Linked DNA regions of Mus musculus: region 2 is linked to region 1. The links are chromatin contacts, found by Hi-C in ENCODE. All regions are on one chromosome and are shown on one strand. Each heading gives the region's core, a stretch centred on a gene start or an enhancer-like site at or near the end of the contact. The rest is flanking DNA. Distances are from core to core; before and after follow the strand shown. Region 1 holds the start of Cxcl12 (chemokine (C-X-C motif) ligand 12). Region 2 holds the start of Depp1 (DEPP1 autophagy regulator).

The links. Hi-C counts contacts between places; a loop is a spot of excess contacts on that map.
Region 2: a map of left cerebral cortex shows a loop between it and region 1 (5-fold over the local background). The contact joins the promoter of Depp1 here to the promoter of Cxcl12 in region 1. A Hi-C loop is called at or near these places in 8 of 37 maps with a recorded cell type or tissue (Patski, heart, left cerebral cortex and 1 more).

Annotation. Positions count from the first base shown.
Region 1 is chr6:117,166,795-117,170,667 of GRCm38, reverse strand. Cxcl12 (chemokine (C-X-C motif) ligand 12) reads right to left here and starts at 2,133. Exons shown (of 3, transcript NM_021704.3): 1 at 1,952-2,133. The coding sequence starts at 2,012.
Region 2 is chr6:116,648,706-116,652,578 of GRCm38, reverse strand. Depp1 (DEPP1 autophagy regulator) reads right to left here and starts at 1,895. Exons shown (of 2, transcript NM_145980.2): 1 at 1,734-1,895; 2 at 1-886. The coding sequence starts at 881. The coding sequence ends at 264. All of the region lies in intron 3 of Rassf4 (Ras association (RalGDS/AF-6) domain family member 4), which reads left to right.

The DNA.
Region 1 (3,873 bases), core at 884-3,383:
TTATCTTCTTCTGCAAGCATTATTTAGCTAAGGGATGCATGCCCCAGGAAGGGTAGTGTCTTTAGACTCTAAAGCATAGGAAAACCAGACTTCAGGTACAGACCAAAGTCTAATCCAGCTCTGCTGCCACCCTGGACTTGGGAATCTAGAGAGCTTGGCTTAGGGAACCAGGGGTCCATTCAATCTAACAAGCCTGGCAAGCCTGCTGCTCTGGGTTTAACCAAAGAAGCCTCCGGTGTCTACTATCTAGCTTCTGAGTTGGAGTAGCTGATGGGAAAAGACAGGAACCACAGCAAGGTTAGCCGTGCTGCAACTTGAGGGCTGTGTAAGATCAGAGGGCACACAGGCACTAGGAGGTAAAAAAGTTCATTCGGGCAGCACAATGGGGTCCTGCCTAGAGAACAGGTCTGATCCAGACACTGTCAACAATCCGACTCTTCCTAGGGTCAGAATATGTTGAGGGTGAGACAACTTTTACTCTGGATAATTGCACTCCAACCTTGAGGACCTGAGTCCTACATTCTTGCCCCATACCTAACTTGCCAGAGGCTGTGACCCTTGCAACATCACCAGCTCATTCAATTATTAATGCCCAAATCAATGTGCTCCATGACGGGGCACTGGGGGACCAGTGGGAAGGCTCAGCCTCCCGGGTGTTCTCGGTAACAAAAAAAAAAAAAAAAAAAAAAAAAAAAATCGAAACTGCCTTTCATTTCTTTTTTTTTACTACTCCGATCAGCAACTGACTATTCTTTTACAGAACATTTCCCTCGGACTAGGCAACTCCAACCATTCCCGTACCCCGTTGTCACAGGGAAAGAACCCAAACGAACGAGTTGGTGTACTTGGGCAGCATTTAGAGCTCAGTCTCACCAAGAGCCCCGACTGTCCCTCAGTTCTCTCCAGGAAACACCACTGCGGAGGAAGGCAGGGGATCGACTAGTAGGATTTTGTTTTGTGTTCAGAGGCAATGGTTTGTTTTGTTTTGCAGCAACGGTGTCTTGTAACAGCGCTGAGAGTTTTCTCTTCAGTGTCAAAAAAAGAAAACAAAATGAAAGCCCTTTCCCAGTGAAAGAAGACACCACCCTGGGTCTGGGAGACTGAACTCCGCTGCAGCTCTCATTCCAGAGCTGAGGACTCCGGGGCTGGCTACAAAAGCGCCCGTTTGCAGGTGTGTTTGGGGGTTGGGGAGAGGTGTGCATATAGCTTGGGTAACTGCTGAGCCTTTGTCTAGTGACCCGGGTAAGAAGAAAAAGGGGCAGTGAAGAGACGCGTGCTCAGGTCCGCGTCGCTACGGACCAACGAACTGTGCAGAAGCGCGGCCCTGGCTGGCAGCGCGAGTTCAAGAGCTGCGCTGCGCTGCTGGTGGCCCTGAGCCCCTCGAGGGTGCTGTAAGAGAACACGCTACACCCGCAGGGGACGAAACTCAGCCTCACCACTGAACCTATAGCCAAGCCATGCACTTCGAGCTACTTGACCGGTCTTTGAGAGTTTGCTGACACACGCACCACCCGAGTGAACCTCTTGCACGGTCAACTCCGGGACCGCGCTGCCCTTCGCCTCTGGAAACATCTGGGCGCCGGTAGACACTAGCTGAGTGCAGCTGGCGCGCTCCGGGGCCCAAGCCCCGGACACAATCGCCCACGCTTCCATTCCGCGCCGAACCCACTCTTGCCCAACAATCCTGCGGGTCCTCCCCTGCAGCCCTCTCTAGGTCCTATGGCCGCACTTCGCAGAGCACAAAACCTCGGTGCGACCCGTGGGACACGGGAAAGGGCACCCGGTGGGAGTGCGCCCTGCAAAGTGGACTGCCCCAAGTTCGCTTGTAGTGAACGGCGCCGACCGAGTTCTTTCTCCGCGACTTCGGCGCGGGCAGAGGAACCGCGGACCCGAAGGAGCTCCGGCGCAGAGCTGCGAGCCTTTCCCGGGCCCGGCCGCGGATTGCACTCACCGTCACTGATGCAGAGCGCGGCCAGCACCAGGGCCAGCACGGCGACGACCTTGGCGTCCATGGCGTGGGCGGGAGGGCGCGCCGGAGGCTGCAGAGCTGGACAGCAAGAGGACACCGAGGTGGACCGAGAGTGAAAGTGCGGCAGCGGGAGGCGAGCGCTGGGCGCTTTAGAGGCGAAAACCAGGCGGGGCGGGGCGGGGCTCATCAAGGGGCGGGCCTGGAGTGTGGCTGGGGTCTCTGACGCGCATCCCCTGCGGAGCAGCCGCCCTTCCAGTTCCCTACCTACCCACCCCCTTCTTGGCGCCCTCAGTGTCCGCGGCTCCGCTGGGTGCTGAGACCTTTGATCTTCCCAGTCCCCAACTTGGGCGGGCTCTTTGGACCTGAATTGTAAAGAGGCTGGGTCGTAGAGCTTAATGCTCCCATCCTGCAGATAGAGAAACTAAGGGGCTGTCAAAGGCACAAGCCGTGAAATAAGAACCTGAGAGACGAAACAGTCTGTTTCGCCGCATCCAAAAGTTGCCAGAGTACCCTTTCTTTCGTGCCAGGAACTTAAGCTGACCCACCTCATGTCCAGGGTGTCTGTGCCGCAGTGGACTGCTAGGCTTAGGGCAACGTGGACCAATCTACAGTTAGAATAACTTGGATTCCCAGCCAAAGTCTCACTACAGTCATTCCCGGGAAGATGCATTCTAACGTAGGGCTGCGCTACCGAGCAAAGAGACCAAACAGGTCTCCCAGAGATACTCAGTATCGTGAATTTTCTTTGCCACCTCCCCTCTGTACCCCTATTCTCTCGACTGGGGGTGGGTGGATGGTACGAATAGTGGGTGGGTGATTACAACTCTCACCCTGCAGAATGGAAACGGAGGAGAAATGACTGGGTCTCACTCCCGCGAAACGTCCTGATTCTCTGTGCTTGGTTTTAATGTGTGTTCAGTTAATGGAAGCTGGAAACAACTTCTTAAACTTCAGTGTTTCCTGCCTTTCCAGAAGAAAGTCCAGTGTTCTAAAAAGGACCAAAGAGTTCCCTAAGGCCCCGCTCCCTAAAACCCTGCTTCAGAAAGTGGTCATTGGCGCTTTACAAATAGACCCATTGGTGTTCAGCCCTGCCAATAGATCGTTGTGTTCCACTCTGGTCAACCAAAACAACCCCAACCCGGGTGTGGGGAGACACGGGGGAGGGGGCAGACTGAATCTTGGAGGGCTAGAGGCTTTGGGCAGCGTCCTTTGGACCTTCCACTGCCACAGGCAGTGTTGGCCATGCTTCGACCACTTTTCCCACATAGCCAATTAGCGATTTGGATTCTGTTATCATGTTCACCCAAGGGAGTGCACAACAGAGACTTGCCTCTGTCTCAGGGCAATCTGGGAATCATATTTGTGAAGCAGTGGCCAGGACCTTTGGGCCTGGGGCTCCACCTAGGGACTAAAGAAGGGTGGAGAAGGTCAAGAGGAAAATGTTCCAGCCATGAGAGTATCTTAAACAATTCCGCTAAGCACTTTGCATCCATTCATTTGTCAGACACACTTTAGGGACTCAGCTTCAAATCTGGAACCGCGCCGACCTGGTCCCTGTGTTTAAAAAGTAGCATTTCAGAGAAGGCAGCCATCCATTTCTACCGGCTTTTGCGCTATCCTGAGCGTTCAGTATGCTAAACTCTGAACTTGCTGGCCCTGTTGTACTGCAGGATCGGCAGAGGCTAGGCTCCGGCGCCCTCTGGTGGTCTTATCTCCCATGCTCCAGTAATCCGAGATCAAGCGCTTGGGATACCTGATGCCTGTAAAACAGTAAAACAGTAAAAAAAAAAAAAAAAAAAAAAAAAAAAAAAAAAAGACCAGATGCTCCTAGGCAAAAGCTCTGAGCACAAAAACTTGTCTGATGCTCCCATTCAGTACATCTCTGAGGCAAGGCAAACCTCTCC
Region 2 (3,873 bases), core at 646-3,145, 520 kb after region 1:
CACCTACACTCACTTTAGTCATGATAAAACCAAGACATAGAGGACACTGAGTCGCTTCAAAGTCACGGGCCAGCCAGACACAAAAGGTACCAGTCAAAGTCGCATTGTGGGAGCTAGACTGTCATCGCTCTTTAGAGGATGGGTCTCACTAGGAATTGCCCAGTCCCTGCAGACCTGCCAGGAAGTGTCCACCACAGGAGAGGAAAGCTAGAGAGAGCACAGGGGCCCACCATATCCTTTATGGGTTTTTCCTGGGGTAGGAGTTAGAGTTCATGGATCACTGGGAGGTGCAAATAGAGAGTACCTAGGATACTGCTGGGGCGAGAGCTGGAGACGGACGCTAAGGCCCGGCAGGACTTTCTAGAAGTCCAGCTTTTCAGGTCGGAGGTCTGGTGCCTGGGCCCTGGTTTTCTTCCCAGAGAGTGCTCAGGTACCCTGGCCTCACAGAGTCTCCCCGTGTCCTTGCCCATCTGTCTGGGCACATCCCAGGGATCTGAAGAACCAGTCCTGTTGGGTCGACCTCTCCCATCTGCCTGCTCTCCCTGTGACTTCCCAAAGAGCCAGTCCAGAGGGTTGTCAGTGCCGGGAGAGGGCAGTGTGGGCTGCAGGCTGCTGACGCAAAGAGAGCTGTCTCCTGGAGACTCGGCCTGGCGCCTCTTCTCTCGAGTCCAGGCTGGCCGGGAGGGTCTGTTGGGACGGCTCTGGGCTGTGACCTTGTCCAGCACTGAGGTGGGCTGTGCCAGCTGACAGATACACCTGACGTAGTCATCCAGGCTGGGGGACGCTGGGGGTTCCTGCCCAGCTGCCCCATGTGACAGCTCTTCTGACATTTCCCGAATCGTTGGCAAATGGGGCACGGGCAGCAGAAGCCGGGACCTCATAGCTGCTAATAAAGCAAAAGCAACCTGTTAGCCAAGAGGAAACCAGTGGCGAGCCCGCCATGCCACCCTGACACCCTCCTACTTCCTCTCCCTCATCGGAGATGCTACACGGGGCTCGGGTACCCAGAAAACAATAAGAAACCTGCAGATCTGAGACCAAGGCTCACCCCCCTGCCCCCACCCGCACTCATCCTTCCAGCTACCACCAAAGTACCCAGCTCACTAAGGCTTCATCATTAGTGTTGTTTAAGAATAGCCAGATAGTCGGGGCTCAGTGGTAAGGGTACTTATTCTTGCAGAGAGCCTGAGTTCAGTTCTTAGCACACACATAGTGGCTCTAGCCATCTATAAATCAAGTTCCAGGGGTCTGACTGGCATGTGTGTAGCACACATACATTAGTGTAGGCAAAATATCCATGCATATAAAATAAAATAAATTAATTAAAAATTTTAAAATGAAGAACGAACAGGTAAGAAAACGGGGGGGGGGGTATTAATGTGGGGTCAGAGAACACCTAGGTTTTAAACTCGTCTCTGCCACTTAATGACTTAGAGACTGGCAATGTCACCTCTCTAAACCTCTAATTACTTGTCTGAAAAATAGGGTTATAAACATCCCACTGGCAGGGATATATGGGGAAATTCACGGAGACATAGCTTTGACATCACAGCTCTCCTGTAAACACAAAGGCCTTGTATAAACACCTTATTATCATAGTGGTCGGTGGTACCCACCCCCCTGCTCTCTATCCAGTAGTCAGGCCGTGAAAGCTCGGGATGAGAGATGCTCTCAGAGATAAACTAGCCCCGTGTTTTAAAAGTGTCAAGCCAAAGGGTGGCTGCTCTTCTTACCTGTAAGTCAGCAGTCAGGGTGGCAGGAGTCTAGATGGGTAAAGACTGTCTCCTCTAAAGGAAGCCCCAGAGGCGGGCAGTCACAGCCGGGTCTCTAGCTCTTGGTCCCTGGGAAGAGGACAGTCAGGACGATGTGCTGTGGTTTCTTCCCCTGTGCGGTCTGGCAAACCCAACACACACTGCTGCTTTTACACGGTTCCTCCGGTCATCAATCATTGTCAGGAAAAGCTCAAAATAACAGCACTTTGGAAGGTTCTCAGGGGAAAGCACAGAGGGTGGGGCTTGGCCCAGCTGCCAGCCTGGAATTTGTGTATGTGCCTGCAGGAGGTTGGGAAATATTTACACTGTAGGGTGAGGTGTGGGGCAGCCACCTCACCTGACTTAGACAGCTTTACTATGGGTAGAGAGCAAAGCCAGCCTGGGGGTTCCTGGGACCTGGGGACTGCTGGAACCTGGGACCTCCATAGGACCCCCATGGGCTTCCACCCCTGTCTGGTATAGCACAGTATTTTCTACTATGGATTACCCCAGGACCTGTGATCCTGTGACACGCCAGCCTTGTGCTAAGTTTTGCTGAGTTCCAGGCCTACACTTATGATCATGATAACACATGAGGCTTGCAGGGTGAGGGACATCACCTTACACAAGTGCCGGGGCAGCTTGACAGTCTGTCTGACTTCTCTCATAACATCTCAGATACTTTCAAGGAGAAATTTGCTTGCCCGTTGTTGGCCAGGCATGTGCCAGTGACTGCTAATGGCATAGCAAATACTGTGGACAAATCACCACGTATGATGCCTGTTTCCCAGTGAGAAGGATTATGGAGTCATCAGTGGGCAGGCGCAGTGACTCAGCACTCAGGATGGCTGCAAAATAGAGCGCCGAAGGGCTGTGGAGCAGCAGAAGAGGGGGTGGTCCAGGTCAGGTGGGCCAGATGATACCAAAGCAAGGGCAAGGCACTATAGGTTTGAGTAAGGAGCTGTAGTGTGGCTTCTGCCAGATGCCATGCTCGGGCAAATGACAGCAGCTGTGAGAAACCAGGGGACTCCAAGGGTGATACCAACACAGTGGCAGCTGAAGGCAAGATGGACAGCCCTGGGAAGGAACCGGCTTTGCGTTTCTCAGGCCTCAGCGCCTCTGCTCACCTACCCTCAGAAGCGGGAGGAAGAGGAGTTACAGAGGGAACAGTACGTTCAGGTCTGATACATGAGGGCTGGACAGACACTAGCCTCCTGCAGCATGGTGAGCTGCTGGTCTTGTGTCTATGCATTCCAAGTGTAGCATTAGAGTCATGGGTAAAGGCATGGGGACATTGGAGATACTGAACAATGCTTAAGTCAGGTGACAATTCCCAACTTACACCTGAATGATTCCACAGGACTCCAGCCTTTTGCCTGACTGTTTAGGCAAACACTGTGAGGCCGTATCAGGAAGCTGTGTGTGGTTTTGATAGCCTTAGACTCTTCTCTCTGTGGTCAGTGAGGTGTTTGAAACTAGGCATGACTGTTAGCCGACCATGAGATCCACACTGTGAGTGGGGGTGAGGCCATCCCCACGTGAAGGTTCTCATGACATCCCTGTTTTCACGGGGGCTTTCCAGGACAATGAAGAGAGAGGAGACTCCATGGGGCAGTGGGTGGGGCATGATTTCACTTAAGTGTAGTGTGGAATCCAAAATAACTCAAATGCATAGAGGCAGAAAGAAGGAAGATGGCTATCAAGAGTGGTAGGGAAGAAAGAGAAGTAGGGACCCCAGTTCTTCCAGATGAATGAATCTTAGAGATCCACGGGGCAGCACCAGGCCCACTGCAATCCCCTGTGCTGTACGTTTAAGTAGCCATTAAGTATGTGAGTCTTCAGACCTCACTTAGCACACCCTTCACCACCATGCCTTAGCATCACTCCATAGCAGAGACCTAATCGCAGGCTTTGCTTAGCTTCCTGTTCCATGGATTAGGAAGCTTGGCTGAACTCTTAATTAGACCCCACGTCATCACCATCATCCGTTGTGTTCTCAAACATCTTCAGTGTGCGTGTTAGCCATCATGAATCATGGTTAGTAGGCCTATCCATGCCACCATCCAAGATGGGAACTGTGTGGCAAATAGATATGAAAAGAGATTAGTTACGGTTTAAGCGG